Linked DNA regions of Mus musculus: region 1 is linked to region 2. A link is a loop called in an ENCODE intact Hi-C map of the cell type or tissue named here. Cell type or tissue: heart. All regions are shown on one strand. Each heading gives the region's core, and the rest is flanking DNA. Links, peaks and the distances in the headings are about the cores only.

Evidence for each region. Hi-C counts contacts between places; a loop is a spot of excess contacts. Peaks named below come from ENCODE experiments on the same cell type or tissue, not always from the same donor. Only the 100,000 strongest peaks of a DNase experiment are listed, where the experiment ranks them.
Region 1: a loop joins it to region 2, with 2.3 times the contacts of the local background. A loop is called at or near these places in 7 of 42 quality-filtered maps.

The regions. Positions count from the first base shown.
Region 1 is chr8:110,601,955-110,607,338 of GRCm38, reverse strand. Hydin (HYDIN, axonemal central pair apparatus protein) reads right to left here. Exons shown (of 87, transcript NM_172916.2): 85 at 3,947-4,177. Among named protein-coding and RNA genes, the nearest start is that of Vac14, 14 kb to the left of the region's middle. In heart, for the core only: a CTCF peak has its summit at 2,542; no DNase peak of the experiment used is centred there; H3K27me3 peaks cover 334 bases.
Region 2 is chr8:110,486,721-110,492,104 of GRCm38, reverse strand. Hydin (HYDIN, axonemal central pair apparatus protein) reads right to left here. Exons shown (of 87, transcript NM_172916.2): 27 at 2,214-2,324; 28 at 1,307-1,516. Among named protein-coding and RNA genes, the nearest start is that of Gm21283, 13 kb to the left of the region's middle. In heart, for the core only: CTCF peaks have their summits at 2,572 (motif pointing left) and 4,287 (motif pointing left); no DNase peak of the experiment used is centred there.

The DNA of each region.
Region 1 (5,384 bases), core at 309-5,308, 120 kb before region 2:
GGGCTCTATCTTTTCTGGAGGGGAAATATTCTCTTTCACTTATTCTTATAAAACTAAACAAGAACTAAAGGGCATTCTTTATAATAGCACAGAGAGAATGACTCAAATGCACTGCCAAAAAAGGAGGAGGTAAAATTGTAATGAAAGGTGTTGCTATGGTAAGGGAAAGAAAGGGGTTGTGATGGTTTGTATATGCTTGGTCCAGGGAGTGGCACTATTAGAAGGTGTGGCCCTGTTGGAGTAGGTATGGTCTTGTTGGAGTGGGTGAGGCCTTACTGGGGTGGGTGTGTCACTGTGGGCATGGCCTTTAAGACCCTTATCCTAGCTGCCTGGAAGCCAGTGTTCTGCTAGTAGCCTTCAGGTGAAGATGTAGAACTTAGCTCATCTCACACCATGCCTGCCTGAATGATGCTATGCTCCTGCCTTGATGATAATGGACTGAACCTGTAAGTCAGCCTCAATTAAATGTTGTCCTTGTAAGAGTTACCTTGGTTATGGTGTCTGTTCACAGCAGTAAGACCCTAAAAAGACAGGAGGTCTGAAAAAAAATGAATATAAAGCTCACACTAACTGATTCAAAATTAATTTACTGTTTGTGTGCACATGTGCAGAACTGATTCTCTGCTGGTTTGATCCTGGGATCCAAGGACCAAAACTCAAGTTGTCAGGCCCGTGTGTAAGAGCTTCTACCAACTGAGCCACTTTGCTGGCCCATTTTTGTTGTCTGCTTGTAGAAAAGAGTCTGTTAGAAGAGCTGGTTTTGGTGTTACATTTGGGGGAAATTGTATAGGACTTTAAACTTTCTATTTTATATACTTCTCTAAAGCTTGAAATGTTTTGCTGTGAGTAGCTATTGAAAAAAAAACACAAAACAAACACAGGCTGGGGAGAGGGCTCATCAGTTCAGAATGCAAACTGTTTGTCCAGAGGACCAGGGTTCAAGTCTCAGAACCCACGTCAGGTGGCTCTTATCTCCTTAGGGATCCAACAGCTCTAACCTTTTCAGGCACCTGTACTTCTGTGCACATGCCCACATGCAGACACGAATGTGCGCATCATTAAAATAATTAAGAAAGAAAAACAACTCTTACTGAAAAAAAATCAGAATGAAAGGGGTATCACTAAAGCCATAGATGTTTATCAAAAAGAACATAATACAGAAATAATTTTATAATACAAAGGGACGTGAAATAGACAAATGCAAAAAAAAAAAAACCAACAACAACAAAAAAAAAACAAATATAGTTTACCCTGGCATGCCTGAGCAAAGAGCATAGTCAAACTTTCTTTGCTCTGGCTACCTGAGAGCCTGAGATAGGAGGAGCACAAGATCAAAACCCGCCTAGGTTAGACAGTGAGTTCCAGGGCAGCCTAAGCAACTTAGAGAGACCCTGGCTCAAAAAAGCAGGGGTGAGGTGCGATGGGGAAACGGGTCTGTAGTTCAGTAGGACAAAGCTTTCCAGGAATGCACAAGGCTTGGGGTGGAAACCCCAGAGCTTCTAATTGTTTTCCTCCTTAAAGAAATTCCAGGCCAGGGCTGGGTAGAGATAAAGCAGAAGCACTTTGTCACTCTTGAGAATAGGCAGGGAAGGAGCATGCCTGCAAGCTTCTGTCTTGTCTACTCTGTTCTCTCTTGCAGGCTCGTCCTTTCCCTCACATCTTTCACTCTTGGGAAGTAGGCCATGTTGGAAAAGGCTCTAAGAAGAGGTCCACATGATGACTAATTGAGGCCCTAGCCAACTGCCCACAGGGAGCTAAAAGCCTTCCCAGAAACCACAAGTCCCAGTCTGGAAGCAGATTATCTAGTGTCTGGTGTGGGGAGACTAGATATTTGGATGACTGCCTGACTCTAGCCTCCTGAGAGACCCCTGAGCAAAGACCACCCAGCCAGGCTGCCACCGTGCAGGGAGCAAACGCTTGCTGCCTGACAAGATGCTAAATTGGAGAGTAATTTGTTATGGATCACCAGACAACAGATAAGTGATTCTTAGGATGATCTGTAGGTTCGATGGAATTCCATTAAAAAATCCCTGAGTTCTTTTCTTTGCCTTTATTTTTTTCTGAGCAACTTGGCCTCAAGATTTGCATAGAAATAAAGAGTCAAGAATAGCTGACATAATCCTGAATAGTAATAAGAGTATAAGCCATCACGAGAGTTAACGAGAGTTAACTCAGTGGCTGCAGCTTTACTTGCTGTCAACAAGCCCTTCTCTAAGCTGATGTGCATAAGACACATCAATTCCCTATTCCCAGAGATGGGAGATCAAGTAGGCTCAGAATAACAAGAGCAAGCTAACGTCTATAATGAAACAGAGAGTAAAGGCAACTTCAGACTCAAACGTTGGGAGAGCCAAATGACATGAACCTGGTGTCATTCTAGCTCCTGCTTGGTTGGGATCATCAACACTGAGAGCCAGAGAACCCAGCTCACCCCTTAACTGAGGGGATCCACGTGACCTGGAAACCTTGGTGGGATAATCTGACAAAGGCAGGGGAAGCTGGAGGACTGGTTTGTTTGACTCTGAGGTGCAGTCATAGAATTAGCCTAGTGGGGGCAGTAGAGAACATTTGATTACTCAAAAACTGAGAGGCTAGGACAAAAATAGGAAGATCATGAGTTTGAGGCCATCCTGGGTGACCCAGGGAGACACTGCCTCAGAGAAGCCAACCCAAACCCAACTTAAAGCAAAACACCATGGACAAGAACTGACCAATGGCTGGATCCTACTTCTGAAACAGCCCAGCTGGAGAGAAATCTCTGAGTAGAGCTTACTGGATCACACCAAAGACACAGGAGACAAAGGACAGATTAAACCCCACTGACAATGGGCAGGTGTGCAAAGGAAACTAAGTTAAATCCTGGAGGCAAAGGAAGAGGCTGGAGTAGTGAAGGGGACAAGGCAGAGCCGGACAAGAGCTGAGGAGGGACGTTAGAGCAGGGATTTCAATAACATTTAGACAGTGAATTTTGGAATGATAAACTGATAGGAAAGTCCATTTTCTCCCGGCTCATGTTCTCCTAACCACAGTCAGAGGTTTTGTGTGCCTCTCCAGAACATTCTGTGAATAAGCAAGTACAGCAACAAGTATAGAAGCATGCATATGTATGTGTGCATATAAATATGTTTGTGCTACATGTATATATGAGTGGGCATATATATGTGTGTGTATATGTGTATGTATATGTATTTATGTGTGTGTGCATGTATGCACATATAAAGATGTGTATGGTGCATGTGTGTATGCATGGGCACATGTATATATGTGTGCATATGTGTATGTATATGTATTTATGTGTGTGTACATGTGTGCACATATAAAGATGTGTGTGGTGCATGTGTATATGCATGGGCATGTGTATATATGTATGTGTGTGTACATTTGCATGCATGCATATAAATATGTGTATATGGTACATGTGTATAAAGTATGTATATGTATGTGTATGTTAATGTATGTATATGTATGCGTGTTTATATGTGTGTGTGTATTTTATCCTGATACTTTTCACACCTTGTTTTTCTTTGCACACTAAGATCCATGCTCCTTTGTATGTGTGTGTGTGTGAACTGGGGATCGAACTCAGGATACTCTGTGCATGCTGGGCAAGTGCCCAGCCACTAAGGTCCACTTCTAGCTCTGTGCTACTTTTATAATTAGCAAAAAAGATGTTTTCCCTTTGGTTTGAACAAGGTGAACAATCAATAGACAGAGTCATTTTATACAAGTCCATTGTACCTGTCCACACCAAAGCCACATGTCCCTAGTTCACATGAAGACTTTGGCTACAGAAGAAAGGAACACAAGGCTGCCTGTCCCTTGCCATTCTTCTTGCTTTCTACCAGGGCTGGCCCACACTTAAGCTAGGCAGAACACAGATCCAGAGGCTCCATGGGTAGAAGCCTCTGTCATAGCCCTTAAGGGTCCCCTGGCAGCCAGGGCCTACCTCAGAGTTTGGAGGCACAGCGAACTGGGAAGGCAGGCTAATGTCACTCAACTTGCATTCTGTTGAAAAGGTCACTGAGTAGGGCAGGGGGTTCTCCAACTTGATGGAGGCTGATACACTCTGGCGGACTGGGCTTGTCATCTGGATGGTTTTTATAATGCCAGAAGGGGTGACCCTGAAGCTCACAGTATAGTATAAGAACTCGTTGGTCACCTCGTTCCGGAAGATCACCTGCGTTCACAGGGTGAGTGGGAAGAAGCAGGGGGAGAGCAGAGGTTAGTCTAGGGTTCTCTGTCCATACCCAGGCTCCCCTGCTGCCTGGGAGCCTTGCTGGGCACATGATGTAAGGTAGGGTGTGGCATGACCTGCCAGTTTGATCCCTGCCAGGCATTCTTTCTCTTTAGGGTCTGTAGTCTGGCTTTTTTTTTTTTTTCTTTTCCTCGAGACAGGGTTTCTCTGTGTTGGCCTGGCTGTCCTGGAACTCACTCTGTAGACCAGCCTGGCCCCGAACTCAGAAATCTGCCTGCCTCTGCCTCCCAAGTGCTGGGATTAAAGGCATGCACCACCACGCCCGGCTTTAGAAGACCCTTTGGAGCAGCTTGGCCCATTGTTAGCATTTTGCCAGTAGGGGCAGCAAGGCAACCCCAAAGAACAAGCAAGACCTCAGCCCTTCAAGCTGGGGTGGGCTTCACGCCTATTGCTGTTGCGCCCAGAGCTGTCAGTGAGAATGACGTCACTGACAGACAGCATCTGGTGCTTGCTGGGGGATTAGTGCTTGCCCAGCTACACACGATCCCACAATGCATCTGCAACGCCATTGCCCCTTATAGACGTGGGAATGGAAGCGTAGCAAAGCTTAGTGTCTCGGCCAAGGTCACGTGTCCAAAGAAGTATCCTGCATGGAGAGATGTCCGGGCTCACCTGTGACTGCTCTACGCAGCCCTCTCCCCCTATGGCTGACTCTGGTCATCTGCCAAGATTCCTTTTCCCTGGAGAGAGGGGAAGCTGGGCCTGTGTGCTTGTTGGCCATTCATAAATAGAAACTTCAAACACATTTCTTTTGAGATGGGGTCTCATATAGCTCAGGTTAGTACCCAACTCCAGAGGCAGACCCCAAATGCCTACTCCTCCTGCCTCTACCTCCTAAGTGCTGGGATTTCAGGTATGTGACACCATGCCTGGATTTTATGCTGTTGATTTTGTAAAGAAGAGTCTACTCAAGCTTTTGCTCTTTTTAACACATTGAATCATCAATCTTATTATTACTAGGTGGCAATTTTATTTATACAGCCTGGCTTTTACATTCTCTCTCTCTCTCTCTTTCTTTCTCTCTCTCTCTCTTTTAAAAAGATTTATTTATTATTATACATAAGTACACTGTAGCTGACTTCAGATGCACCAGAAGAGGGCGTCAGATCTCATTATGGGTGGTTGTGAG
Region 2 (5,384 bases), core at 156-5,155:
AATTCTCTAAGAATAAAACCATTATTAAAAAGACTCCAGGGGCTGGTGAGATGGCTCAGTGGGTTAGAGCACCCGACTGCTCTTCCGAAGGTCCGGAGTTCAAATCCCAGCAACCACATGGTGGCTCACAACCATCTGTAACAAGATCTGACGCCCTCTTCTGCAGTGTCTGAAGACAGCTACAGTGTACTTACATATAATAAATAAATCTTAAAAAAAAAGGCTTAGGACATCCTCAGTAAGTGATCTAATTGGGGACAGAGAAGGGAACTCTTGGTGACTGTCTACCTCGACCAGGGCAAAACACTGACTGGTGGGATGGCATCGCTGTCCACCCCCATCTCGTAGATGAGAGATGCTGAGGCTCAGAGAGATGAGGCAGGATTCCTAAGGTAATGGTGGGAATCCAGACAGGATAAGAAAACAAGACGAAAACCAAAATAAAACAAAACAGAACAAAAAACCCAGAACAACTACAACAACAAAACAGAAGTGTGCTCTTTTCTCAGCACTGCGCCGCTGGGATGAGCTGCCCAGGGGATGATGGGATAAAGATACACTTTCGGGAAAACTTATCTGACAACGACGCCTAAATGGGTCAGTACCGACTTGATCCCTTGCTTGGTATGTGTCTGTAGGCCAGAGGTACTGACGTTATGTGTCAGGGAGTCTGGTTTTGAAAAACTGAAACCCTGGGCCCAATGCTGGGTCCACTGAATCAGACCCCAGGTCCTTTATGTACTCCAGTATGGGCAGACTGCTGTAGTATTTAGGCATGGCAGCTGGGTGTCACTATGCATGCATGCAATCCTAGCCCTTGGGATGCGTAGGTGGGAGGATGAGGAGTTTGAGATTGTCCCTTGGCTACAACAGTGAAGGTTTGTGGTAAGCTGGGGGCTGCATGACACCCGGTCTTTCAAGATCAAAACCCAAAACATCGAAACAATTATCTAGGTAGGGCCTGTGGTGGGACTGGAGTGATTTGGAGTGGGACTGAGGTGGGTAACTTGGAAACGCTGCACGCTGAGGGTATGTGGGGTGTGTGGGATGGGGCAGCAAGAAAGCCTTGGAGCCTCTGACTGGAGGGGTGTGAGAAGCTAGTGCTAATGAGAGAGACAGAGGGACAGTAAGCAGCTTGTGATGCTGAAGTGGAGGAGGCACCGAGGGGAGCAAGAGAAAAAGACTGAAAACAGGGACTGGGGCAGGGAGCTGAATGTGGATGAATGGCCAGAGTCCTGAGGACCACAAGCCACGTTTGAGGCAAACCCAGAAACCCTCCCACCCCCCACCCCGATGTCTGCAGTACCTGCAATCCATAGTTAATGTCCTTCGTGTCAAAGGAGTAGTTGACCAGGGACGCCTCCCCCTTCAGTAGTACTTCATAGGTGGGCCCTCCTTCCACCTCACACAGAGCTTTGGCCCGGGCGATGATGTCACAGTGTCCATAGAAGGTAAACGATATCTGATGGCTGCTGTAGGGCCGCAGAACTCCGTAGAGAGGCAGAATGTCAAACACCTGCACAGAAAGGCATCCCACAAGGGACTGACTGTCAGGGTGACGGGGCTGCCGTGGGTGAGTTAAAACTCATTCTTGACTTGCATTCTTGTTTTTTATTAGGTATTTTCTTTATTTACATTTCCCTATACCCTTCCCTCCCTTCTCCCCAACCCCCCACCCCACTCCCAACCCACCCACTCCCACTTCCTGGCCCCAGCATTCCCCTGTACTAGGGCATATGATCTTCGAAAGACCAAGGGCCTCTCACCCCATTGATGGCTGACTAGGCCATCCTCTGCTACATATGCAACTAGATACATAGTTCTGGGGGGTACTGGTTAGTTCATTTTGTTGTTCCACCTATAGGGTTACAGACCCCTTCAGCTCCTTGGGTACTTTCTCTAGCTCCTCCATTGGGGACCCCGTGTTCCATCCAATAGATGACTGTGAGCATCCATTTCTGTATTTGCCAGGCACTGGCTTAGCCTCACAAGAGACAGCTATCGCAGGGTCCTGTCAGCAAAATCTTGCTGGCATATGCAATAGTGTCTGGGTTTGGTGGTTGTTTATGGGATGGACATTCTTGACTTTTGACTCTCGAGCCCGTGTGAAGGTGACAGTGGAAACGCTCCGGGTAGATGGCATTTTCCAATTTGGAGAAGGTGCTGGGAAGTGTCAGTGCTGGGTGACTGAGGACCTTGGGGTTATCACTTACTTCTTCTATTCCAATAGACAGCATCTCATCCTGTTCATAGATCCACATGCATTCTGGGTAGTCCGGCTGGCTCTGGCTTCTTTCCGTTCCCGCGGAGCTGTATTTTATCGCCTGGAAGTGACAGAGGGAAGAAAAGCTAGCAAGCACACGCCACGGCTCATCACTAATGCACACCTCTCCTTCCTTGTAAGAAGAAGGAAATATAGCGACTATGATGGTAAGAATGGAGCCTGTAGGAGATGGAGAGATAGCTCAGTGGCTAAGAGCAAAGGATTCTTGTTTGGTCCCCAGCACCCTTGCTGAGTGGCTCATGGGCATCTGTAACTCCAGCTTGAGTGCATCTGGCTCCCTCTTCTGGCCACCATGGGTACTGCATACATATGCATATGCCCACCCTAACACAAGACTAGGTAATTGAAAATACATTTTTTTTTAAAACCTGGACATTTTTTTTTCCTATGATGACACTTGGACAATGCTCAAAATGCATATATACGGACTTTATGGCAGAGTCATTTTTAACAGAGGAGTTCTGAAAGTAAGCTGTCTGCCCACCAGAAACAGCACACTTTAAACAGCATGTGTATGGCACCTCTCTTTCCACAGAGGATGACTCCATGTGTATTTGTGGACCAGGATCAATGCATACAACATGCCCTTGAGAGAAAAGGTGTGTTTCATTCTTGTGAGATTACAGAGGCCTCATGTGAGTCAGGCTCTGAAGGCATGAGTGGGTGGGTGGGTGTAAACTCACTCTGAGGCCTGAATGTGCAAAACCATTATCTGGGAGATTGCTAAGAATTTCAGTAGTATTTTCTTATGAATGGTGGGATTCAAAGGAGTCTTGTTCTGATATTTCTGTATTGCATGAATTTTCTGTGACAAGAGTCTCTGAAGATGGACATTGTTGAATATTCAGAAGACAAACGTGTGAAATGAAAAGGTAGGGAAAGATGTAAGGAAAGAAATTACAATCAATTAATAGTTTACAGTACTCATGCATGTATATGCATCTCTGTCCTGTGCGTATATGTTTGCCTACACCTCATGTGGTAGAATAGTCTTCACAAGCATCATTTAAAGTATTAAAAGTAGTTGGCACATATTCATGATGCAAAGGTAAGGTAGCAAAAAGGGTGTATGTGTTACAAAATAATACTTCCAGCAATATTCCTTACTCTTCAGTTTCAAACAGGTAACCACTGTTGCTTTATTTTTTTTGATAGACTCCATCTGATTATTGTCTTAATACGATGAACTTTTGAGAATTTATTTTAAACTATTTTCATGTGTATATGTGTGCATTTGAGAGTGGGTAAGTGCGCATCAGTGGAGGTTCCACAGAGACTGGAAGATGGCGCCAGATGCTCTGCAGCTGGAGTGACAGGTGCTGTGATTCTCCAGCTGTGGGAGCTGCGGGGCGTGTCCTCTGGAAGAGCAGGGCGAGCTTTTAACCTACTCTCCCGTCTTTACTTGACTAATGCTTACAGAAGTCATACTATGGACTAGTTCCAGGTACAAGGGATAAAATGGTGGACAGAACAGGAGAAAGAAAACCTCTGCCCTCATGACCCTGGTGCTTCTTGGCTATTCTGTGCATAAGCAAACACACACACACACACATACACACACACACACACACACACGCATGCACACACACACACATGCATGCACACACATACACACACACACACACACACACACACACACACACACACACGCACACGCACGCGCATGCACACGCACGCACGCACGCACGCACGCACGCCACCATTTAAAAGACATAGATTGCTGAGTCTGTGACCTGGACTGCTTGGTGCAGGCATCTCCTCACTGAAGTGGGAAAGGATAGTGGTTCCCACCACCAGAGACCGTGAGAATAAAGCTTACGAGTATGGGAAGTGTATTAGGTGCTCAATATGCGCTAGCTTTGGGGGCTGGAGAGATGGTGGCTCAGAAAGAGCGATAGCTGTTCTTACAGGGATCTGGGTTCTATTCCCAGCACCTGCCAGAGTGCTCATTACCATTTGTCCAGTTCTAGAGAATCTGATGCCCTCTTCTGGTCTCTGTGGGTACTGCATACATATGGTGCACATTTGCACACGCAGGCAAAAATTCATATATACGAATATATATTCACATATATGTATATATGTATATATATACACACATACACACATAATATTAAAAAGTAACCATTAGTTGTTGTTTTTATGTACTTCTGCCTTGACAGGAATGGTAGAGTACTATGTGTCCTTTTTTTTTTTTTTAACCTAGCATTCTTTATTTAATACGGAAGAACCTCTTTGCTTTTTATAATAGAACTCCTAGCACTGCCTTGTGCAGATGTAATTTGGTTTATTCAGTTAATCTCCTGTTGGCACAATTGTTTCCAAAATGTTCATGCTCTTATAAACAAAACGGTGATGTACAAGGCTAGTTTTAGCTTCACATAAGCACAGAGGCATATCTGGAGAGTAATTTAGAAGAGGAAGTATGCATTTTAAATATTGATACACCTGCCAAGTTACATGTCAAAGAGGCTACACCAATTTGCTCCTGCCTGTATGTATGAAAATCTCTGCTCATGCCTATTTTTTTGGCCACGACTCAATTTTAGCTTGGACGTATAGTAATTTATTTAGCATTTTTTCTAATTTCCTTTTTTTCCTCCTATTTCTAAGGTGCAAGAAGAAATATCTTTTTAGTGGAGAACTCTGTGTCTCCAGCCTATATACTGTCTCAGTCTATTATCCTAGAGGAAGTATTTAAGGGTGTGTATACTGTATAAGTGTGTGTGTGTGGGGGGATGTTACAGGTACGTGTGTGTATGGCAGTGAGAATGTGTGTGCACAGATGTATTGTGTACACATGTATTGTGCCTGTGCACATGTGTATACATGTATGTGGAGGCTAAATGTCAATGTTTACGTCTTGATCACTCTCTACCTAAGTCTTTAGAGATGGAGACTCCCACTGACCCTGGAGCTCAGCCATTCAGCTAGACTGTGGGGTTATACCTAACTACACACACACACACACACACACACACACACACACACACACACACACACAGTGCTGGGACTGCTGTTGTTGTAACCCAGGTGCAGGAGATCTGAACTCAAGGACTCACGCTTGCATAACAGCCACAGAGCCATCCCTAGCCCAGGG